Linked DNA regions of Homo sapiens: region 2 is linked to region 1. The links are chromatin loops, found by intact Hi-C in ENCODE. Cell type or tissue: prostate gland. All regions are shown on one strand. Each heading gives the region's core, and the rest is flanking DNA. Links, peaks and the distances in the headings are about the cores only. Region 1 overlaps SLC24A3 (solute carrier family 24 member 3). Region 2 overlaps RIN2 (Ras and Rab interactor 2).

Region 1 (12,664 bases), core at 2,520-7,519:
AAAAAATAACAGGACCTGGCAATTAGTTTAACTTTAGCCCCTAAACAGCTGTTCATGCGGAAGTAAGTCGGGAAAGGCAAGGATTTTGTAAGCTATTGCAAACTTTTCAGGTGTTATTATAACTACGATTGAGGATTTTAGCAAGGCAATGGCATGATTCACTTTACATTTTAAGATTACACTGGATGCTCTTTCTAAATGCATAGGAGGCAAGAGTGGATGAGGGGAGACAGGTCAAGGAGCTGATGACAAAAAGAGATTCTTTTTAAGGAAGAATTAATAAGATTTTCTGACAGTTGTATGGAGAGAATGAGAAGGAGAATAATCATAAGTAACATGTGATTCTTTGCTTGGGCAACTAAGTGTATTGTGATGCCATTCATGGAGATGGGGAGACAAGCTGGGAGATGAGGAACACATTTAAGATGACATACCAAATGTTCCATTTAGGACAAATAAAGTTTGATATGTTTGCGGGTCACCTGAATGGAGATATTAAGTAGGTAGTGGAAATGATAGGTCTGAAGTTCAGAGGCAAGGTCTTGGTTGCAGATATGAATTCGGGAGTCAAGAGCATTAACTGCAAGTAACAACGTAAGAAGGTAAGTGTAGATAGAGGAGAGGGCCTAGAACATGTCGTGATGTTGGATGGGGGAAGAAACAAACATTCACTGAAGGAGACTGAGGAAGGGCCAGCCAGGGACAGGGAGAATCAGAAGAAAGGGGGCCACACAGCCAGAAGAAAGTTACAAGGATGTTGGAGCAGCCAAGTATATCAGACCTTGTCCAAGGTCCTTCTTCTAAGGCCAGCGCTTTCAACCAACCATCACCTCCTCCAAGAAGCCTACCCTCAGCCAAATTTAGTACCTGTATGACAGCATGGGGGTATATTCTATGATGTGTATGCCTCCCCCTTAACTCCCTGAGGGCAGAAACTGTATCTTACTCAACTTGTGCTCCTTAACACCTAGCAGAGGGCTTTCTGTGGAATGAATCAATGAACCCATCAGTTCTTGATGTCTCCCACGTCTTTCATTCTCACCTTGTATGGCAACCATTCCGAATTCAGGCTCCCAGCACCAGGACACTGCTCCCTCTGCTAGAACCAGTCTTCCCTTTTCTGCAAATTCCTTCCCACGCCCCCAGGGACAGTAGGGTGCTGGAGCCAACTCATATAGCCTCCAGAGAAGCTATCATGTGCAGCTCTTCATAGCTTCCTCTGGCGATGCCACGTTGGTAGCTTGAAATCAGCCATGATGGCAGTATTTACACCACGGAAACAGGACCGTGTCAGAAGACCACTGCTAGGGTCTCCTACAAACTATCCCCACAGGACCTAGATAGGTAACTTGGGGATAATGTGGTGATGTCTTAATGAACGAGGCTTCTCAAGGTTATTCAAACAGAGCTCCTGGGAGCAAAAGTATCACCACCCAATCCCCTTGATCTTGACCATTGTGTTTCAGGCTCTATGTTAGGAAAATTAGGTGATGCCTGAGGGAAGGAAGGGTTCTTCCAGATCCTACTGTGGAAGGGCTTACCTGGAAAGCTGAATCAGTCTCTCTGTTCATCACAGTTTAGGTCCCTCAGAAACTATTCATTTCTAAGAGGAGGATCCAGGGTGAAGAGTTTATTGAGGGGGAGCAGTATGAGAGTGGAGAGGAAGAAGGAGGGAAGGCAGCCCACAGCGGCTGTGCTAGCAAGACTATTACCACAGTGGGCAATCAGGGCTGACTCCCATAGTGGGAGCTCTGGGAAACAGAGGACAGCCTCTGTCTCAGAATGACTCCATCCGAGGGGCAAGGGAGCTGGGGGGTTTATTCACCCACTCCTCAGAGTCACTGGTGGAGAACAGCTTCTAGAATTGTTCATTTCTTGGCACTTCTTTGGTTTAGGAGAAAGTCCTAAGGCAACGAGGCAGGAATGGCTGTTGGGAGGCAGCTGGCACCCACCAAAATAGCACCTCAGGGAGATGGGGGGATGTGGGTGAGTACTGCTGGCAGCTGCTGCAGGGGCATCTGTGATTCTTAAAGTTCATTCAGGACTCTTACAAACATGGTAGGCAGACATGGTGAAACCCTGTCCCTACTAAAAACACAAAAATTAGCCGAGCGTGGTGGCACACACCTATAGTCCCAGCTACTCGGGAGGCTGAGGCAGGAGAATCACTTGAACCCAGGAGGTGGAAGTCGCAGTGAACTGAGATCATGCCACTGCACTCCAGCCTGGGTGACACAGCAAGACTCCATCTCAGAAAAAAAAAGTGCTAGGCAGGAAAGGTCCAGATGCACTTCTGAGGGTTCTTAGAGGGTAAAGGGAGGCTTTACCCTGGCTTTCTGCTGTGCCTGGCAGAGTACAACAAAAAGTGAGAATTTAGGGTCCAAAGTCCAACTCTAAATGCAGACCTGACCCCTCACCAGCTTCGTAAACTTGACTAAGTGGTTTAACCTCTCTGAGCCTCAGTTGTCTCATCTTTCAAATGGGGAGAACAAAACCCACTTTGCATATTTCATGAGTGGCCACCAGAACTAAATGCACTATTGTACTAAATGACTAAAGGACTTAGGGATGCAACTGTCATTAAATTGCTTCTTTTCTGTGGGCTGGGTCACTGTCTTACCTCATTTAATTGTTCAAACAAAGAGATTGCCACCCAGTGATATTTTACAATGTAAAGCCACAGCTGGGAACATCCATTTGGAAACTACACCCAAACAAGTGTAAAACTACCCAAATAAGAAAATGTGAAATGACATGCCACATATGTTCCAAGTTAGAAATAAATTAGCAAAAATCCAGGGGCTTCTTATTTTTCCTAAAGGAATTTGTTGGTTGGGTCAAGCTGACCACAAACTAGAGAGAGATTTTAAACTGTAGTATTAGGGAAATCAGAATCTTTTAGGGTGGGGGTGTTGGCTCTCCAAAGGTAATAGGGTTCAAAGAACTGTTTTATGAGCAGCAAGTATGCATGAAACTTGGTATGAATGAGTATCTGTGTCTGCATCCGTACTAAAAAATATACATGCACTGTGGGCTAAATCCCTGTTGACTTTGGAACTAGCCACCCTCCTGTTTCCTCCACAACAACTGCCAAGAGGGAATTAGAGAATGAAAATGCATGCTTCTTAAGGCAAGAAATGAAAACAGCATTAAATGTCAGGACTGAACAATCTGAGATGTGCCTCACATGCTCTCAGATCAGCATTGCCTTGAAGATTTTCTGCATTGGCACTTAATGTTCCTTGCGTCTTTGAGGCAGGGAGGAGGGAGATGATCTAGTTCAACACTGTGCAGGCCTGTCCAAAGGTCATTCACGGATGAGAAGGGTTTGGTGATATCATTTGGCTTAGCATGCCTCAAGAAAGTGTTTTACTGCCTTCAGGGAAAGTTACTGGGATGATGAAAATGTTTTTTATTTTTGTTGAAGTGTGGATTACATGAGTATAGGTATTTGTCAAAACTCATCCAGTAGTAAGAACACTTAAGATCTGTGCATTTTACTCTATGCAAATTATGCCTCAATTAAAAAGCAATTTGGTTCCCTCTTGCTTTGTTACTTGCGGAGATCGGCTTAAAGCCAACCCTCACCATGGCCTGTCTCCCAATCAACTCTCCACTCTTGCCCTTTGCTATGCAGTCTCACTGCCTCCCAGTATGCACATGCAGTCTCACTGCCTCCCAGTATGCACATGCATGCACACATGCAGACACACACAGACAAAGGCACATAAACACATGCACACAGGCAGACACATGCAGGCAAACACACACACACACATCCACACATGCAAACATGCAGGCAAACGTACACACACACGCATCCACACATGCAAACATGCAGGCAAACGCACACACACATGCAGACACACGCAGGCAAATGTGCACACACACATGCACACATGCAAACATATGCATGCAAACACGCACACACATGCACACATACAAACGCACACACATGCATGCACACGTGCAAACATACCACACACATGCATGCACACATGCAAGCAAACGCACACATATCCACACATGCAAACACACAGGCAAATGCACACACACATGCAAACACATGCAGGCAAACGCGTGCACACACACACATGCACAAATGCAAACACATGCAGGCAAATGCACACACGTGCATGCAAACATGCAGGCAAACACACACATGCATGCAAACATGCAAACATGCAGGCAAACGCACACACGTGCATGCTCACATGCAAACACATGCACACAAACACACACACCCATGCTCAGAATCACCAGCAGATGCTTTTTTCTTTTTTTTTTTTCGACAAGAGTTTCACTCTGTCGCCAGGCTGGAGTGCAGTGGCTTGATCTCAGCTCACTGCAACCTCCGCTTCCAAGGTTCAAGCAATTCTCCTGCTTCAGCCTCCCAAGTAGCTGGAACTACAGGTACGCATCGCCATGCCCAGCTAATTTTTGTGTTTTGAGTAGAGACAGGTTTTCACCATGTTGGCCAGGATGGTCTTGATCTCTTGACCTCGTGATCTGCCCGCTTTGGCCTCCCAAAGTGCTAGGGTTACAGGTGTGAGCTACCGCGCCTGGCCGCAGATGCTCATTTTGTTTGTTTGTTTGGGGTAGGGTTTTGCTCTGCCACCCAGGCTGGAGTGCAGTGGTGGGATCACAGCTCACTGTAGCCTCGACCTTCCCAGCTCAAGTGATCCTCCCACCTCACCCTTTCAAGTAGCTGGGACTATAGAGACACTCCAACAGAACTGGCTAATTTTTATTTTTATTTTTTGTAGAGTTGAGGTCTCACTATGTTGCCCAGGCTGGTCTTTAACTCCTAGATTCAGGCAACCCACCTACATCACCTTCCCAAAGTGCTAGAATTGCAGGCATAAGTCACCACGCCTGGCCCAGATGCTCATTTAAACATACAGTATGTGGAGCCAGGGACTGGAGGGGTGAGGGAATTAGGTGCTAGAGTGAGGAAAAACTCACGAGCCAGGCATCTGCCCTCTGAGCATTTGGACCTGCTGTTCTGGTAAGAACATGCCCCAACCCAAGCACAAGCAGGACGACATCAGCACCATAGGGACAATAGTGAACTTGGAAGAGGCAAAAGGACTTATGGCAGGATGGGCAGAGTAGAGGTGGGAAGGAGGTGAGACCCCCACCTAGCTAGACCGAAAGTCTCAAAGAGGGCACAGGAGTGTGCTTAAGGTGCTGACTACAGAGAAGGGGTGCTAGGATATGAGACAGTGACATGAGGTCCTTAGCAGAGCTCCTGGCCCTCCTCGATCTTCATTAATGGCTAGCCTGTCAGGAAGGAGGAGCCCTACAGGCCTCTTTTCATTTTGCTTTTGAATTATAAAAGTAATACACATTAATAGCCCAAAACTGGAAGTGGCCCAGATGTCCATCAACAGGAGCATAATTAAACACACCGTGGCATATTTACACTGCTGTAAAAATAAATGAGCTGTTGATGCAATGAAAACATTGAAGGAGTCTTTAAAAATGATGCGGATATAAAAGAGTACACGCTGCAGGATTCCATTGCTATGAAGCTCTAGGACAGGCTGAACTGCCTTGTGGTAGAGAAACAGGGCAGTGCCTGCCTCAGGCAAGGCTTACAGAAGGGCACCTGAGAACTTTCTGGAATGACAGAAGTGTTCTGAGCCATGGTAGAGTTTGAGTTACATGGGTGTATGCATTTCTCAGAACCTGTTGAATGGTACAATTTTGTGGTGGGAATTTTACCATGTAAAATGGCATCTAAGAATAAAAGACCCATGAATTGTGAATGAACTCTACTTAATGAGATGCAGGCAGGAGTGCTGAGGGGTGAAATGGCCTGGTCTCTGCAGTTTACTTTGAAGTTCCCACAAGCACACGTGGACATGCCCTGCTCTTAAAAAAATAAGATGGTATAATTCTTCCAACTTTCCTGAATGCTTGAAAACTTCCATAGCAGCATGCTGGGTTTAAAAACACTACATAGACTCAAAATAATTTAAGTAAAGTGGGGAAGGGAGAGAGAGTACATTGGGCAGAGACCACATTGCTTCTGGAACATTATCCAGGGAGTGGCATCCGGGGTCTCTCTGCTTCCAACCTCACTCTGACCAGTCCCTGCTGCCCCACAGAACACTGGCCTCCTTATAATGCATATTCCAAATGAGACTTCATGGACATGCCTTATTCATTCATCAGTTACGTTTTAAGCACGTGGTCTGTGCCCAGCCCTCTGCCAGGTGGAGGGTAAAGTCAGACGTGGTTCCTACCCTTGCGGTGTCTGTAATCTAGTAAGCTATTGTTCAGTGATAGGTTTAGAAAAGAAGCAGCCTCGGGTGCAAGGAAGTGGACCCAGCCCCCAATTATTCAGAAGGTATTACACACCAGGCCCTGTTCAACAGTTTTAACGTGGATTAATTCAGTTCAACCTCATAAGCACCAACAAAGCAGGAACTGTATTATCCCCATTTTACACTTTGAAAAACTGAGGCTTAGAGAAGTTCAGTTACCCATCCATGATGATACAGCAAGTGAATGACCAAGAAGAGATTCAAAACCCAGGAAGTTAGCTCTGGAGTCCATGCCTTAAACCAGAGGGTTGCAAACATTTTCTACAAGGGGCCAGAGAGGAAATATTTTAAGCCCTGTGGATCATGCTGTCTCCATCAAAACCACTCAGCTCAGCTGCTGTCGTGTGAAAATAGCCATTGATGATACATAAATGAATGAACTGAGTTCCAATAAAATTTTATTTACAAAGACAGGCTGGAGCCAGATGCCGTGGCTCATGCTTGTAATTCCAGCACTTTGGGAGGCCAATGCTGGAGGATTGCTTGAGGCCAGGAGTTTGAGACCAGCCTGAGCAACATAGCAAGATCCTATCTTTACAAACAACAACAACAAATTAGCTAGGCATAGTGGTGTGTGCCTATAGTCCCAGCTACTTGGGAGGCTAAGGCAGGAGGATCACTTGGGCACAGGAGTTCAAAGCTACAGTGAGCTATGATTTCACCTCTGCACTCCAGCCTGGACAACACAATGAGACCCAGTCTCTAAAAAAAAAAAAAAAAAAAAACAACAAAAAGAGGCAATGGCAATGACTCCTGCCCCAAACCATCCATAGCTGCAGCAGCTGGGAGATGTTTGAGCTGGGCCAGAAGGCAGCTGAAGGAGCCCTCATTCCTGCCTGTCACATCCTGGTGGAAGTACAAGGGTCAGACAGCAAGGAGTAAATACAGGCTTTGAGAGCCCAGGTCTCTAACAATGAAAACACAAAAATACACCCCTGGGTGTGTGTAGTAGTTCATGACCAAAGGAAGGCCATAGAGAAAAAGGTGAGAAGTTAAAAACACAGCAACTCCACAAAAGAGTGAGTTGCCTTTGGCCTCTGGAACCAGATTTAGAATTTCAGCCACACTGTTCTTCGAGATTTCATGTGAACATAGGAAGAGTAAAGTTCAAAAGCTTTGGTTTAACAGGATTCCTTTTGAAAATGTTTGGCCAAAGGGAATTTTCCTGCTAGGAGCTTTGCTGTCACTGGCTCTTGGTTTCTTAAGGGCATGAAATCACTTTACTAAGTTCTTGTTGCTGACAAGGGTTTGACCCTGGAGCTCAGAGGGCAAGCTGTGCTGGAAATGCATTGCCCCTCTTAGAAGATATCTGTATGCGCAGTGCTGAAAGTTAAGAGCTCAAAAGGATTCCTGAGTGTTTATCTACAGTTTCACATCTACCCAAGGGTGACTGAGGATAGCTCCAAGAGCCTCTTCCTCTCTCCTAGGGGTTGCCATCTTGCTCTGAGGAGCCCATCTCTCCCATTCAACATTGACCAGAACACAGGGGATTATCATAGTCAGTGTGGACAGAATATTTGGAGGAAGAAAATCTTCAGTACAACCCATTTGCGATGCAGTCTTGTATGCTGGCCTCTTTATACCAACCCAGCTGATGAAAGTAGGAAAGTCTATCCGCAGTCAGGTTGAGTGTGTGCATGAAGTTAAGCCACCAGCTGGACTGCGACGGGGCCGATCTGCCATTTTTCCACACTGAATTAACCAGGTTAAGCCATTGCTCTAGTGTCACAGAGATATGACTTGAGTCTTCCTTTATTCTCGGGAAGGCATTTGGTGGCAGGGAAGCATGTTCCAGCTGGGGGCCAGCAAATGGTTGACTCACAGGGATTGCAAGTCACGAGAGAAAGAGTCCAGCTCAATCCCTCTGTGACAGGACATCATTAAGTCACATCTTCACAGAAAGGGTTGGCTGTTTAGGGCGTATGGTGTCCCTATTTTCTGTCCTGTCAGAAAATAAACCTGACACACCCACCTATGGAGACTCCTTCCCATATGCACACTCCAGTAGTGAACTGGTGCAGTCATGCCAAGAGGTACCTTAAACCCTGTCAGAAGGGCCCAGAACCACTCCTACTCGATAATTACCACTTAGTTGTCTAACAGAAACAATGCACAAATCAACCAGCCTCACTTTCCCTTCCCAAGAACGTAGAGAAGCTTTTCACTCCCTGCAGGAGAGTGTACATTGGTTGGGGTCTGTAGTCCTCAAACCTGAATGCACACAAGCATTTCCAAGAAAACATGTGAAAAATGAATGTCAAGATCCCTTCCACAGAACCCTTGGAGAACAGAAGTGGATCTGAGCTTTATGCTTTCTCTAAATCAGTGGTTCTTAAACTTTCCTGTGCATCAGAATCACCTGGAGTTAAAGCACAGATTCTTGGGCCCTGCCCCAGGGTTTCTGATTCAGGAGTTCTGGGTGGGGCCTGAGATCCTGCATTTCTAACAAGTTCCCGAGAGCTGCTGCCGCTGCTGGCCCCAAAACCACCCTCTGAGAACCACTGCTCTAAGGAATCTCTTCTATTTTGGGGCAGCCGGCCTCATGACTTTGGTCAAAGGCAGAAGCAGTGTCTTCTCTACATCATGAAAGAAACTATTTGGCCTTTGTCAGCCAAGTCAGCACCCCAGTACTCTCTACCTGCTCTGCTTGATATTATAGCCACAACCACATGTGGCTCTTTAAATGTAAATTTGGTTAAAGATGAGATTAAAACTGTTTCTTTTTTTTTCAGTTGCATGAGACACATTTCAAATGCCCAACAGCCACCTGTACCTAATGGCTACCATGTTGGAGAGCACAGATATAGAACTTTTCCATCACCACAGAAAGTTCTGCTCATCAGTGCTATTCTATAGAAACTCCAAGGCTGGGTGCAGTGTCTCATGCTTGTAATGAGCCACTTTGAGAGCATGTTGGGCTGCTTGTAATGAGCACTTTGGGTGGCCGAGCTGGGAGGATCACTTGCTTCCAGGAGTTCAAGACCAGCCCGGGCAACGTAGTGAGACCTAGTCTCTACAAAAAATCAAAAATCAGCCAGGTGTGATGGTGTGTGCCTGTAGTCCTCAGGAGGCTGAGGTGGGAGGATCACTTGTGGCTGGGAGGTTGAGGCTATAGTGAGCCAAGATCACACCACTGCACCCCAGCCTGGGTAACAGAGTGAAACCCTGTCTCAAAAAAAAAGAAGGAACTCCAAATATGCTTCTCTTTTTCTCTTCATTGGCTGTTATCCCCATTCTGCAAAAAACAAACCTCCAAAAATCCCTTTACTAACATCAGAAATGGAATTTTAACTTTTTCTTCTGTTTTGTTTGCTCACAACAGCAACCCTCCTCCACTTCTTCCCATCAAGTTAGGGGAAGGACAGAGACATTTTGGTGCAAAAGAGATGAAAAGTTTATTCATATTTTTCCATTGCCCATGTCATGAAATTCATCCTAAAAGCAGTACGGGTTTGAGAAAGTAAAAGTTCCCCAGAGGTAAAGGAACACGTGGACAGGGATGTGTTGTGGGCCACAAGAATCTCACAGTCCCAGATAGAGGGTTCAGGTGGCCGTGGGGCACTCCAGCCAGGGGCCTGCTATTGAGGGTAAGGCCAGGATGGGACTGAGAGTGGACAAGACAAAGACAAGCCTTGGGTTTCCAGAACAGCACACGTCTCAAGTATAAGCTGTGGAGCTGGCTGCTGAAGCTGTTGCTTTTTCATTCTAGAGGGGAGATGTGGAATCACTGCTACTCAGAGTTGCGTAGGCAGATGCCTTTTCCAAAGCCTAACTCTGCTTTGGAAGCCTAGCTTGTCAGAAGCCTAACTCTAACCCTCTCTTACAGATCCGGCTGAATAGCAGGGGGCTGATCTACTCCGTAGGCTTGCTCCTGGCCTCTGTTTTTGTCACGGTAGGTTGGCAGCTCTCTCCTCGTACTTGTGTTTGCCTGTTCTTTCCTCCCCTTGGTTTCTTTGGAGACCAGATGAGCTTGGTCTCCTGGTGACTGGGTACAAGCAACCTCCTTGTCCCATCTCCTGGCTCTTTCTTCTAGAAGTGAGTCCTAGCAACCCACTAGAACACCTTCTCCCTTTCTGAAAGAAGCCAGCCTTCCTCTCAAAGGCATGGCCCTATCTTACATAGAAAGCAAACCATTTTCCCAAACACAAAGAGAAGATCCCACTTTGTCTGCAATATGAGTCATGGAAAGGTAGATTCCAATTCATTGATTGTTCCAGGTTCCCATACGAATCCATGAATTTGACTAATACTTGGAAACTAAAAATATATTTTATTGACAGTACATTTTGAGGCCATTCCACTCTCTCAGCCATTACGCCCACTTGCGTACTTTAATATTCCCAACTCAACTGTTGTGTTTGGAACAAGTTCACACCAACGCATGGACTCATCCACATGAAGCATCCATTAACATACAAATATGCTGTTGGCATTAAGCAGCATTGAGACACAATATGTTTTTTCCTTAATTATTCAAGGAAATAGTCATTGAGTTACACCTGGCATGTTGTTAGCATAAATATGCCAGAGAATGGGAATTCAGAAGGACAGGCAGGAAGCAAAATAAGTAGTTTACAGGATCAGGGTGTGAATTGAATGTCAAGATTTCACCAAAGCTAATACTGCCTTATACAAAAGTGCAAATCGACATCATTCATGCTCTTATGGTTTAGGAGGTCCTGCAGTTCTGCTATGACTTGGAGTGGTGATATTTGTAATAGCCACACGCCGTACTTAATGTTTTGTATACATATCTTCCCATTTGGAGCTCATCATGCCCCCCATGAGGTTCACTAAGATCAACCTATTATACAAATGAGCGACTGAGGCCTAGAGGAGCTAATTGACTCCTTTTTATTGACACCAAGTGAATGGAGGAACAAGCATCTGACACCAGGGTGCACAATCATAGCTACGGTGCATCTTTTTAGGCTATGCTATAGTTATACCATCTACAGGAGACCTGGCTAACCACTAACTGGGCTGTCAAAATGAGGTTACCAAAATGCTGAAGAGAGGCAGGTTTGGGGGAGGAAAAGCAATTTTAAACATCTTAAGTTTGCAATGCCTGTTTGACATCCAAAGGAAGAGGTCAAGAAAGCCATTGGAAATATAAGTCTGAGTTCACGAGAAATGTTCAGTCTAGAGACACCATAGTGTAGATGGTATTTAAAGCCCTGCAGTTGGGAGAGATCTCCAAGGGAATGAGTGTACACAAAAGAGAGAAGAGCCCCAAGATCTCAGTGTTGAGGCAGTCTGATGCTTACAGGTCAGGATGATAAGGAAGAAACACCAAAAGAAACAGAGAAGGAACAGTTTGGAGATGCGGGAATAAAACCACGAGAGTGCAGGGTCCTGGAAGCCACCTGCTGGAGGGTTTTCCAGGTGGAGGGAGCTATTGGCTGAGTCAGGGAGAGGAGCCCTGAGCATTGGCCATGGGAGTTAGCAATGCAAAACCATTGGTGCTAATGAGAGGGTAGTGCTGTGGAGTCAAGTGGAATAAGTTAATAGAGAATGAAAGGAGAGAGATTGGAGACCGTGGGCAGACATTCACAACTCTTTCATGTTATCTGACTGTAAAGAAAGGAGAAAAACGGAAATTCAGGAAAAAAAGTGTTATTTTAAGATGAATAAGATAACAGAATCTTTGTATGCCAATTAGAATAATCCAGGGATGGAGTTGGGGCATGTGCTAGAGGAGAGGGAGTTGCTGGAACCAGGTCCTTAAGAAGGGTGGGAGATGGGATCTGGGGCATGCAGGGTGGAGTTGACCTCACTGCCAGGAGAGAAGGCAGGGAGGTGGGGTTGGGAGCTCTGTGCCGTGGGGATAAGTGAGGACGGGGAAGTGAGTGTCGGAGATTGGAAGAAAGGGGAGAGGTGTGAAGTAGCCGTCTGGGGAAGGGAGAGACAAGGGACTAGGGAAGGATGAGATGCCTGCTGAAAAGCATGAATGACCCACTTAATGTCAGTGGTCTCTAATTTAAAATAAGACCCATCCGCATGGCTGACCGATTTCCTCCAACCCTGATGGACAGCTGCGTGGATGCAGCATGAACCAGATTGGGACTTGGCTTGAACTGAAGGGCTATGGCTTAGCCAAGCAAGGACAACCAAGCAAGAGAGAGGCCAGGGAATCAGGGTGGATGCCCCGGAGTGACTCCAGCGAGTGTGGGTGGAATTGAATCAGAGGAAGGAGAGAAGGAAACGGGCAAAGTGGGTGAAGCCTAGAGAAGTGGTGATGGTATCAATGAGGTGTGGGCTATGGGCATTTGCAGAGTTGTGGGAGCTGGGGAATCAGGCGGAGTAAGCTAGAAAGGAAGAGATTTGAGTCA
Region 2 (12,664 bases), core at 2,839-7,838, 290 kb after region 1:
GAGTAGCTGGGACTACAGGTGCTCACCACCACACCTGGCTAATTTATTTTGTATTTTTAGTAGAGATGGGATTTCACCGTGGTGGCCAGGCTGGACTCAAACTCCTGGCCTCAACTGATCCACCCGCCTCAGCTTCCCAAAGTGCTGGGATTACAGGCGTGAGCCACTGCGCCTGGCCATTTTTTTTTTTTATAAGAGCTCTGAAAATAGAGGGTCAGATGAGGTGGCTCATGCCTGTAATCCCAGCACCTTAGAGGCTAAGGCAGGAAGATCGCTTGAGGCCAGGAGTTGGAGACCAGCCTTGGCAACAAAGTGAGACTCCATCTCGACAAAACAACCACAACAAAAAATTTTCAAGTTAGGTAGGCGTAGTGGTGCACACCTGTAGTCCCAGCTACTCAGGAGGCTAAAGTGGGAGGATCCGTTGAGCCCAGGAGTTTGAGGCTACAGTGAGCCATGATCACACCACTGCACTCCAGCCTGGGCAGCAGAATGAGACCCTGTATCAAAAACAAACAAACAAAAAGGCAAGCCCATCTTTGAAAGCCAAGATCAGCTCATTCTTCTCCATGATTGCAGTATGCTCAGAAATTCCTTCTGGAGCGCATAAACCTAAAGAGTGAGAATACACGCACTGCACTCTCCCCACCCTGTTGCACTAAGAAGGTCCCTGTGCCACTCAGTGCCTGCAGACCCCTGGGGTGCCATCATATAGCCATCCAGGGAGGGGCTGCCTAGGGCAGAACAGAGGAAGTGAAAAAAGTTCATTGTTCCTTTCCCCACCTGCCAACACACCCTCCTCCACCTCTTCACCTGGAGACCCTCAGACACCATAGAGCTGCCTTCTTCTGCAGCCGTCCCCTCCTGCCCTCATTGACCCTGCTCACCTTGGAGGTGCATGCCTTCTCAGAGTGTAACCGAAGAAGGAAATGTTCAGCACTCGGCTCAGGGGTCAAAGCAAAACCTCAGACCCAAAGCTCCATCTGGAACCCCTAAATCAGAGGCCACAGACACAGAGGTCTTCTCACATGGGAAGAGGTAGTACGTCTTGGTGGTAAAGGCGGTGGGGCTGCATCTGCCACGTCCTAGCTGTGTGGCTTTGGGCAAGTTACGTAGCCTCTCTGTGCCTCAGTTTCTGCACTAGTCAAACAGGGATTATGTAGACCCTGTCTCTTAAAAAAAAAGGTTCAAAGAGTGTCACTGTCAATCTGGGCACCTCCCACTAGCTCACCTCTCCTGCAAAGTCACTGGGCTAGCAAAAGTCCCCACTGGAAGCAGATATGAAACATATCTTACATGTGCAGAGCTCACTGTCCTTCCCAAGAGCTTTCCCTTCTGTTATCCCAGGAAACCCTCGTGGTGACCTTGCAGGCACCTGGGCAGAGAGCCCTCCTTCCCTTCACTGCTGAGCAGGGTTGCCAGATTTAGCAGAAAAAAATCTATTTGTTTTCTAGCTGAAACTCAAATTTAACTGGCTGTTCTAGATTTCATCTGATAACTCCACTGTTAAGGAAACAGAAGCAAAGTTATCTGGGGTCACAAAATCTAGGAGAGCCTGATGTGAGTTTAAGATTCTTTATGCCTGGTCTGGGCTTTGTATCTTGTAAGGCCACAGGTTTACATGTTTCATGATAGCATGTACCTGGCATGATTGCAGCACCTGAGCCTGCAAACGTCTTTGTTTAATTCCCTGCAGCACCACCTTGCATGTAATCAGCTCCATCTGCAAAGTATTTGGCAAAATCAACATTCTTCTCCTTCTGACTTTTTCCACATTGTGCCCAGAGCCACTAGGAGCCTTGTATTAGATTGAACTACATGAAATCACCATTTGGGGGAGATAAAAAATAGTCAAAAGTCAGCGCATTTTGTGTGTGTGTGATTCAACCTAAATGATTGCCCTTGCTTAGGATTTATTTAAAAAGTTTGTCAAAAGTGAACACAAGCCAGGTACAGTGGCATGCACCTGTACACCTAGCTACTCAGGAGGCTGAGGCAGAAGGATCACTTGAGCCCAGCGGTATGAGTCCAGCCTGGAGAATATAGTGAGATCTCATCTCTTAAAATGAAAAGAAGAAAACAAAAAGTGAGCACAGTACGTGCTTTTGTGTCTAGATATTTTAAATCTCTTTCTGCTGACTTCCTTCATACTCTTGTGCTATTTGGTTTAGTTTTCAAGCTGGGAATAAACCCAGCATTGGATGTGGTTCACACTCTTAAGCAGGGGTTTCTTAACCAGACCTTATGAGGGAAATGGAAAGATCAGAACCAGGGCTGCATGGACTTCCTGCTTCTTACAGTTGCAATGAATCATGTAGTCATCTTCGCCACTGTCCAAAGTCAGATCAGCCTCTTTCCTTGCCATTCGAAGCCTCGTGGCCTGACATCGGACATTATGACAGGAAAGGGCCTGGAAATGGCTTACAGTTACCCCCTCCCCTGGTCCCCCATCATGCTCACTATCTAGTTTTCTCTTCTGACTGTCTCAACATTCCTCTTCCACCTGCAGAATTACCTCCGAGTTGCATTTCAGGAGGTCAACAGTGGTTGCACAGGAAAGACCCTCCTTGTGAGACCTTACATCACCACTGAGGATGTGTGTCAGATCTGCGCTGAGAAGTTCAAGGTGGGGGACCCTGAGGAGTACAGCCTCTTTCTCTTCGTTGACGAGACATGGCAGCAGCTGGCAGAGGACACTTACCCTCAAAAAATCAAGGCGGAGCTGCACAGCCGACCACAGCCCCACATCTTCCACTTTGTCTACAAACGCATCAAGAACGATCCTTATGGCATCATTTTCCAGAACGGGGAAGAAGACCTCACCACCTCCTAGAAGACAGGCGGGACTTCCCAGTGGTGCATCCAAAGGGGAGCTGGAAGCCTTGCCTTCCCGCTTCTACATGCTTGAGCTTGAAAAGCAGTCACCTCCTCGGGGACCCCTCAGTGTAGTGACTAAGCCATCCACAGGCCAACTCGGCCAAGGGCAACTTTAGCCACGCAAGGTAGCTGAGGTTTGTGAAACAGTAGGATTCTCTTTTGGCAATGGAGAATTGCATCTGATGGTTCAAGTGTCCTGAGATTGTTTGCTACCTACCCCCAGTCAGGTTCTAGGTTGGCTTACAGGTATGTATATGTGCAGAAGAAACACTTAAGATACAAGTTCTTTTGAATTCAACAGCAGATGCTTGCGATGCAGTGCGTCAGGTGATTCTCACTCCTGTGGATGGCTTCATCCCTGCCTTCCTTCCTTTCTTTTTCCTTTTTTTTTTTTTTTTTTTTTTTTTTACAAAGAGCCTTCATGTTTTTATATATTTCATAGAAATTTTTATAGCAGTTGCAGGTAAACTGTCAGGATTGGTTTTAAAATATTTTTGTAACTTTAAAATATTCTATAATTATGCATGTGATTTTAACATTTAATATTCAAAAATAAATCTCTTGCTGGATTTGAGAGTATTGCATTTTTAAAGTCTCTCTTCTGTAACTGGATGTTTTGGCAACTTTGTGGGGAGAGACTGCTGGATTTCTTAAAGCAACGTATTCCTGACACTGGCCACAGAATGCCTTTGGAAATCGGATGTACTGTTCTCTTGTTCACGTTTAGTGGTGTTTTGCTGTTTTGTTTTTTAAACAAATGATGCTGAGAATAAGGAGAGAAATGAATGTAGAGAGAGGTAGAGAGAGAAATATGAACTCTAACAAAGGACTGAGGAGTGCAGTCTGCTGGTTCAGGCTCTTCAAAAGATGTAGAAAAAGAGATAGAAGGAACCACCTATGCTTAAAATACTGTAAATATGCAGTGAGGTTTGGCAAAATCTATTCCATGTGTGATTTGCTTGTAGAAACAATTTTGAAAGCCCCTTGAGGAAAATAAAAATCAAGAAGAACACTTTTCTCCCTTTTCCATACAAATTAAAACTTAACAGCATCAAATTATTGGGACCAGAAACCAAGTAATGTATAATGTGGCTTTTGTTGAGTTAAATAAGATGCTATATAATGGAGAAGAATTTGAAAATGCACAAAAAAATCAATCTACATTATCAGAACCTGCAGTGAAATTAAACTTATGTTAAATAAAACCAGTTTGCAGGTGCACAAACTATGAGGGTCTTGTATCCACGTAACACAGGTAGTTACAAAAACATGTTATTGTACTGTGTAAAGATGCATAGTCATCTCATTTGGTTGGCTTTGTACCTTGTACCTTTTTTAGCCTTGGCTTTTGTTGAACTAGAACCCTCAGCACATACTGTGTTGTACTTTTGTAAATGATTTTTTAAATGGAATTTTGCACATAATACATTGTAATACTGTATGATAATCATGTGTGAAAATAATTTTTGAAATATCCTTTGGCTGTTTTTTTTTTTCTTTAGAGTAAGAATATATTCATGCACCACGCAGTGTCATGGACAGATGAAATCCGAACCAGGGTTTGTGGTTAGACAATGTATCGTGGGGGTGAGCAGAAAAGCTCACATTTCTCAGAAGCTCCTCCTGATATGGGGCAAAAGTTAAGGAGCAGAAGGAAAAGATCATCCTCCCACCTGAAAGTGTTTTCATTGTTATCTAGTGCTGTACTTGGCTCAGTGGGACTTAGAGCAAATCACAGGTAATTTGAACCCGGAGTTAGCTGGGGTCCTGCAGACAGCCCCACCCTGTCCTCACGTAACCTCTGCAATGCCCTGGGTGACAGTTCAGTGCTGTTGCAAAATTGATAGCGCAGAGGCTTGGACTCCTCGCTGCCATACTCCCCATGCTTGGAAGGGTGCCTGGCATATATTAATAGTAAGTGCTCAATAAATCCTTGCTGGCTGAAGGAAGGAAAACATGAGTTTAGAAGGGTTTCTAACTCATCAGTGGGAGAGATCCGTAAAGATCAGAATGAGAATTGAATGGGCTGCCTGCTTTTGATATTTACAACGGACCAAAAGATGACAGCTCAATCCATATGGTTGTCCTCCCAACTCTTCAAACTAAGATCATCATGCTTTGTTGATTTAAAGCAGGTCACAGCCTCTGGATGCGAGGCAGCCTTGCAGCCTTCGGTGGGACGAGAGCGGGCTCAGAAGAGGAAAAGGTAGCGTGGGCAGAAAGCAACATCACAAGACGGTCCCTGGTTTTGTCATTGGGCAATGTTTCCCCGTTAAAATTACAACACAACATGTGCCTCCACTTTTTCCCCCACGCAGGCATTTCTCACTTCTCAAATTGCCAGGAAACAGACTTGGGTGAAGGTTGGAGGGAATAAGAGGAGAGTAAAAATATACATGCTGGGTGGAGGAAGAGGAGAACGCATTTCCAAATTTAAAAATACATTATAGCTGAGGTGGGAGGATCGCTTGATCCCAGGAGTTTGAGGGTGCGGGGAGCTATGATCCCGCCACTGCGTTGCAGCCTGGACGACAGAGCAACCCTGTCTTCCCCCTACAAAAAAGTAAAAATAAAAACATGTTATAAAAGTTGAACGCCGGCCAAAGGAAGGGATTTTTTTTTTTTTTTATGTTGCATGCGCTGCCAAATACTTTCACTCTAGTACCACCCCCACACCCCCGGGACACAGAATAGAAATAGAAACTGTTGAAGTAGTTCATATTATGTGGAGGTTACAACTTCAGATCTATAAGAAAATACAAAGGACAGGAAACCCAGCTATGAATGCTTCCATTCACAAATGCGGTTCCGTCCTCATTGGGCAGCTGTTACCTTCATCTTCTTTAAGAGACTTGAAATGAGGCAGCGCTCCAATCTTTAACGCCTGCTCATGCCGTCATGCCTGGTCACACCTAGTCACTCCTGGTCTCCTACCAGCAGTCTCAGAGAAACAGAAACAGCACAAGAAGGACTCCGAAGGGCACAGTGTGTGTGGAACACAGGCATTTTAATCATCTGGCAGTATCTGATAGTAAAATTCTAAGTGTCCTCATTTTTTCGGCCCATTTTCATGATGGTGAATTTGAGACCAAAAGTACTTTTTGTCATTTGGTTAACTCTAATTCAGTTGGAAATATGGGAAAGAAATCGCCTAACATTGCAAAATCCTAAATACGTGATAAGGAAAGGAAGGAAAGAAGGCAGAGAGGGGCCAGGCGCGGTGGCTCATGCCTGTAATCCCAGTACTTTGGGAGGCCAAGGTGGGTGAATCACTTGAGGTCAGGAGTTCAAGACTAGCCTGGCCAACATGTGAAACCCCATCTCTACTAAAAATACAAAAATTAGCCGGGCATGGTGGCAGGCACCTGTAATCCCAGCTACTCGGGAAGCTGAGGCAGGAGAATCCCTTGAAGCCAGGAGGCGGAGGTTGCAGAGAGCTGAGATGAGGACACTGCACTCTAGCCTGGGCAATAGAGCAAGACTCAGTCTCAAAAAGAAAAAAAAGAAAAAAAAAGAAGGCAGAGAGGGAGGGAGGAGGAAAACATCTGGCATTTGTCTCAAGAAACAGGTTCTGATTAGAAAAAGATCGATTTTACTCCAACATCAAAAATGGTGGCAGTTGGCACAAACCTTTCCCCCATGAATACTAGCTTTGGAAGAAATGTAGGTATGGGAAGTTAAAAATATATATAATTATTCTGAAAGGTCTGGGCATGTAACCTTTTTTTTTTTTTTTTTTTTTTTGAGACAAGGTGTGACTGTCACTCAGGCTGAAATGAAATGCAGTGGTGCTATCTCGGCTCACTGCAGCCTCAACCTCCTGGGCTCAAGCACAATCCTCCTACCTCGGCCTCCTGACTAGCTAGGACTACAGGTGTGCACCACCATGCCCAGCTAATTTGTGTTTATTTTTTGTAGAGGTGAGGTCTCACTATGTTGCCCAGGCTAGTCTCAAACTCCTGAACTCAAGGGATCTACCCCCCTCAGCTTCCCAAATTTCTGAGAAAGTGTAACCAAGGCCTCCCCTCAGAAGTCTCCCTGGAGAAGCTTCAGTTGGAGTGAGGTGGTTGGGGGTGGAGATGGGGGCAGAGTTTCTTATCTCGAGTCTGCTATAAATTCTCCCATTTAAAAGTAAAATTTGCCTGAACTCTGAGGCTGCATGTAAGACACTTAGACTATCATTACATTAATGAATCTGAGTATTTCCTTTGAGTGCACACATTAGAACTACTACAGCCAGCCCTCATTTCTCACTGCTGGGGAACGGGGGTGGTCAGATCCTGCCACCTGTGGAGAGGGGCTCAGAACCTGAGGACCACGGGTGGCCAGGGAGGAGCTCCTAGACGGCCTTCACCTCTGTAACCAGCCTTCGGTTTCCTGGGGGAAATATCACTACACATAATTAGCTCCATTGCTTCCCTTTCTTCCCATTTCCCCACCATGATTCTGTGGGCTGGGTTTTCCCTCACGTAGTAGGTTTGAGGGTGCTCTTAACTCTATTCCAAGCCTCCTTGCCAAAAAGCAGGCTCTGATCCTTTTCACAGTTTGTTTCTTCAGTTCCAACCAGAGACTCAAAAAGTGTGAACCCGGCCCCACTGCAAACATTACCCGCCCACACTATCTGTCACCAAGACCCAGTGTCCGTTGTTCCATTTGAATAGGTGGCTCTCAGCTTTGGCTGTCAGCTTGAAGTCACCCGGAGCCTTTTAAAACTCCCAATGCCCCAGCTGCCCAGACCATCAGAATCTCTGCAGAGGCGACCCAGCCAGCCATATTTATTTTAAACTTCCAAGGTGCTTCTGCTGTGAAAACTACTAGTTTAGATCAAAATCTGGATTTTAATATAAAAACACACCTGCGAGAAGTAACACCTTTGCCTAACCAAGACCACTGACACCTAACCAAGCATGCATTCTCAACCTGATTTGGCTGGCAGAGGACCATGGAACATGTACTTCTAGCCTGGTGCTATCCCGTAGAAATACGAAGCAAGCCACATAATAGGTAATTTTACATTTACTAGTGGCCACATTTTTAAAAATCAAGAAGAAATATGTAGAATCAATTTTAGTAATTTTATTTAGCTCATGATATCTCAAATATATTTCAACAACCAATCAATTAAAAATATTAAAGAGGCATTTTACATTTTTTTATTTTTTATATTGTCTTCAAAGTCTTGTGTGCATTTTGCACCTACAGCACATCTCATTTCACACTGGCCATGTCTTAAATAACCAATAGCCACATGTGGCTGGTGGCTACCATATTGGAGAGTGCAGTTCTAGCATATCAACTAGGGATGATCTTAAAAGTTAAAAAAAAAAAAACGGTATGTGTATATAAAATAAAACACATTCACAGGTTACATCTACAAAGGAACAGACACATGCATCCTGTCAAACGTATGTACCTATTACTAGCCAAGGATGAAAATAGCATCTTGCCTCTTCAGGCACTGCTGTAAGGCAAACATAAATTGATCCATGCAAAGTGCTTAGAACATCCAGGCACCACACCACAAGCACTGTTAAATGTTACTTATTATGATTATTAGATAATCGACTGCTTTGGCATTTCACCCCTACTGCTTATTTCTGCTTACCCATTCATGCTATTATCTGCTGGCAAGTTTCTTGTGAAACAGAAGAAAGGCAGTAATGGGTATCAAAGGTTTAAGAAAAATGTACTGGGGCGGGTTGCTCAATGTAGGAAGATCAAACATAAAGTGAATACTAGTCATTAATTTTATTTTATTTATTTATTTATTTTTGAGACGGAGTCTCACTCTGTCGCCCAGGCTGGAGTGCAGTGGCACGATCTCGGCTCACTGCAAGCTCCGCCTCCCAGGTTCATGCCATTCTCCTGCCTCAGCCTCCTGAGTAGCTGGGACTGCAGGTGCCCGCCACCATGCCCGGCTAATTTTTTATATTTTTAGTAGAGATGGTGTTTCACCGTGTTAGCCAGGATGGTCTCGATCTCCTGACCTCGTGATCCACCCGCCTTGGCCTCCCAAAGTGCTGGGATTACAGGCGTGAGCCACCGCACCTGGCCTAACTTTATTGTTGTTACTGCTGACGGTGGTGATGGCGGTGATGGTGGTGTGTGCGTGTGAGTTGGGAGTAGCTCATTTTCCCCAGTATTCAATGCTGGTCAAGAGCATCATCAGGGCCCATAGCCAGGGGTGACTTTCGCCAAGAAGGGAGAAGGGAGCAAGGGAGGTTGCAAAGACGTCTTGCTAGCTTCCCAGTCACGGGCAGATCGAAATCCTAAGAGGAACCATCTCTGCCTGCACAAGAGTCTAAAATAGTATTTCCCAAAAAGGAATTATTATTTAAGTAAAAGCATAATTATAGTCAGTGATTATTTTAACCACTTTCCTCCACCTTTTTCCCCTTTTACTTTATTATATTCACGAATTTATATGTCCATTTATATCATTTAACAGGACTATTGTTTAAAACTTGGTGCTTTACCAAGAAGAATACAGAGGTTGACGTGATTAATTCTTTTTATTTCTGATGTGCGTGCTTCCGATTTCTCACCACTTCTACAAATTATGAGAGAATGCATTTATTTACCAGATTGCAGTTTCCGTCCATTTTATCTTTCTCACTCCCATTTTTCTCTGCAGCCTATTGATGTACGATCATATGCAGAAAAGACTTATGCATCTATTATCTACTGAAAGAAAAACTACAGAAAACAATAAAATGCTAGAGACTCTTTAACCAATCAGAAAAAAATACGTAAGTGAAGCAGCTACGACATCACAAAGCTTCTATTTTTCGCTAGCACATGAAAATATGAGACCTGACAAATTGCAAACTCTCATTGAACAGATAGTTTAGGGTTTTGCCTTGAAAACCATAGTCCACGGATCAAGCATCACATCTTTTGGGAGTTTGTGAGAATCTCAGACCCCTGGCAGACCTGCTGGATCAGAATCTGCATTTTAACAAGATTCACGAGCACATTAGAGTTGGCTTGAGAAGCATTAGTTCAAGGTATATTTGGGGCCTTGGCATTTGTGCAGCTGATACAAATACACAAATGTAGGAGGTGTGCTGCTCTTAGAACCCTGCAGGAAAGGAGAAGAAAATAGCTCATAATTGTTTTGCTAAGAGTAAGGCATAACTTCATTTAAAATCACCTACATTATGGACAAAAGGCTTAACAAACAAATGTCAGGAACCAAGTTTTTACCTCATTATATATATTCAATTATGTTCTTCTTGCTTTGACAGGGAAAAGGGGCTTGAAGGGCGTGGGGAAAAGATTCTGAAAATTAGGTGGGATTGCTGAAGTCAAACTTAATGATTTTGCTGAGTTTGCTGGAGAGTGGCTTCTCTCACCTCCAACATCTGTATGAGGGCAAACAGGAGCAGCGGAGGGGGATCTCTCTGTCCGGGCCAGCTGCTTGCACATGCATGTGTGTGCACGCACGGATGTCGTCATGTAGTCTGCACAATTAGTCACATTGTCTGCATGTGACATGGGAAGTTTATAAGCTTTTTTATTTTCTTAAAGAACAGCTGGTCCGGCCACAGTGGCTCACGCCTGTAATCCCAGCACTTTGGGAGGCCGAGGTGGGCAGATCACCTGAGGTCGGGAGTTTGAGACCAGCCTGACCAACATGGAGAAACCCCATCTCTACTAGAAATACAAAATTAGCCAGGTGTGGTGGCGCACGCCTGTAATCCCAGCTACTCAGGAGGCTGAGGCAGGAGAATGGCTTGAACCCAGGAAGGGAAGGTTGTGATGAGCCGAGACTGTGTCGTTGCACTCCAGCCTGGGCAACAAGAGTGAAACTCTGTCTCAAAAAAAAGAAGAAGAAGAACAGCCAACTTCCTTTTAAAGGCATTTCATTCCCTGAGAATCTACTAATCATAAGACCCTTTTACTCACCAACTTCGAAAAACAAAGATGTGTTTAATAAAACCTCTTCGGTGAGCAAGGAGTGGATGATTTAAAACATCGCTGGAAAAAGCTCCTGTGGAATCCCCAGCAGACAATTTCAAAGGGAAAGTATGGTGAATTTCGCAGAACTCTTTCATTTCTCCAGGTAACCATTGTGGACAATCCTGAGCCCTCATTTGTTTTTCCAGATGACACTGGTTTACTCACATGATTTTGCCTTATGTTTTTCAAGGGGAAGGAGGATTTTAAAAGAATAAACACAATACATGGTTTTCAAAATCAAATATTGGAAGACTTGCAATGGAAGGCAGCAGCCCCTGAGCCTCCTCCCAATCCCATTTCTGTTATCTCCTCCCCTAAACTACGTCTCCAGCTGTGTATTCATTATTTATCTCCATACTTCTAAAAAGATGCTGATACTGCTGCTTATTGGTTTCTTTTTCTTTTCTTTCTTTCTTTTTTTTTTTTTTGGAGACAGAGTCTCACTCTGTCCCCCAGGCTGGAGTGCAGCGGCACGATCTCAGCTAACTGCAAACCACCTCCCAGGTTCAAGCAATTCTCCTGCCTCAGCCTCCTGAGTAGCTGGGATTACAGGCATGTGCCACCACACCCGGCTAATTTTTATATTTTTAGTAGAGAAGGGGTTTCACCATGTTGGCCAGGCTAGTCTTGAACTCCTGACCTGAAGTAATTCACCCACCTCTGCCTCCCAAAGTGCTGGGATTACAGGCGTGAGCTACCATGCCCGGCCTCTTTTTCAATATTAGACATTAATAATTGATTCCATATCATGGAAGGTGAGGATTGAACCTTCTTGTATGGTGGTCCTCTCCTTAGGGTGACCATGTAGCAGCCTGGTCATATGTCAATGCCTGTGGGGCTTTTCTCCTGGGTCAGGTGGTTTCCCCACAAGAAAATTCTCCAGTATCCTACGGGCGCCGGGTGCAAAGTGGGGTTAAATTTTGTTGCCAGCGTTCTAGGAGCTAAGCAGGCAAGGAGCCTGTGGGTTTTCAGCTTTCCGTCTGCCAGCTTTCACCTCCTCCCATTTCCAATGCAGTGTCTCAACGTCACTTTTCGCTGCCTGTGCTCTGACGGCTCAGGGACATGGCTTCTGGGTCTCTCCAGGAGTGAGGCGCTCATCTTCTCCCTTCACTCACACCTGCCAGAGCTCATTCCTGAGCCCGCTCAGACGCTGCATAGGGAATCGATTGCCTTGCTTCCTGCTGGCTTTTCCGCCTGACATTGGTTAACATCTAGCTTTCTCCTGTCTGCTGAGTTTTCAAGCCCGCAAAATTTTGTTACCAGTTCCCATTGGCTGCTGTCTCCTCTTCCATTCTTTTTGTTCCTATGGATGTATGCCCTTTTAAAAATTCCTTTTTAAATTTTCTTTAATTCTCATTTTAGTGAGGTATTGGTAGGGGAAAGATAGGTAATGCAGCCTGCCTTGTTTAATTGAAACCTGTAGTTTTAATAAGAAAAAAAATAAATAATAAAATAATAAAGAAAGAAACCTGTAGTTTTACATTTGAATGGTGAATGAACTTATACATCCTAGTTAGCAAAACTGAAAATAGATTATTACAATGATAGGCCAGAGTCAATGCATCTATCTTATCCAGTTATTATTTTATATAAAAAATTTCTTATATGAAGTCATCCAAACATCCAAGCTGTTTAATTGTAAAGTATGCTGCCTAGGATATATCAAAATATATATTTACTGTGCACTTTGTCCTTTCCATATAATCTGAAAGAAAAGAAACAGAGCAACAACAGATGAACCATCAAGCTGTTTGCTTGTTTTCAATGTGGAATTTTGCAATGATGGATGTGAATCTGGGTCAGCACTGTTTACAGAGAGCACATG

Evidence for each region. Hi-C counts contacts between places; a loop is a spot of excess contacts. Peaks named below come from ENCODE experiments on the same cell type or tissue, not always from the same donor. Only the 100,000 strongest peaks of a DNase experiment are listed, where the experiment ranks them.
Region 2: it touches region 1 in a loop (3-fold over the local background); 2 of 110 quality-filtered maps call a loop at or near these places.

The regions. Positions count from the first base shown.
Region 1 is chr20:19,707,370-19,720,033 of GRCh38, forward strand. SLC24A3 (solute carrier family 24 member 3) reads left to right here. Exons shown (of 17, transcript NM_020689.4): 16 at 10,159-10,224. Among named protein-coding and RNA genes, the nearest start is that of RIN2, 45 kb to the right of the region's middle. RefSeq lists an enhancer at 3,934-4,434. In prostate gland, for the core only: no CTCF peak of the experiment used is centred there; a DNase peak (open chromatin) is centred at 5,492.
Region 2 is chr20:19,998,104-20,010,767 of GRCh38, forward strand. RIN2 (Ras and Rab interactor 2) reads left to right here. Exons shown (of 13, transcript NM_018993.4): 13 at 2,510-4,353. The coding sequence ends at 2,833. Among named protein-coding and RNA genes, the nearest start is that of NAA20, 13 kb to the right of the region's middle. In prostate gland, for the core only: no CTCF peak of the experiment used is centred there; a DNase peak (open chromatin) is centred at 5,748; H3K27ac peaks cover 991 bases.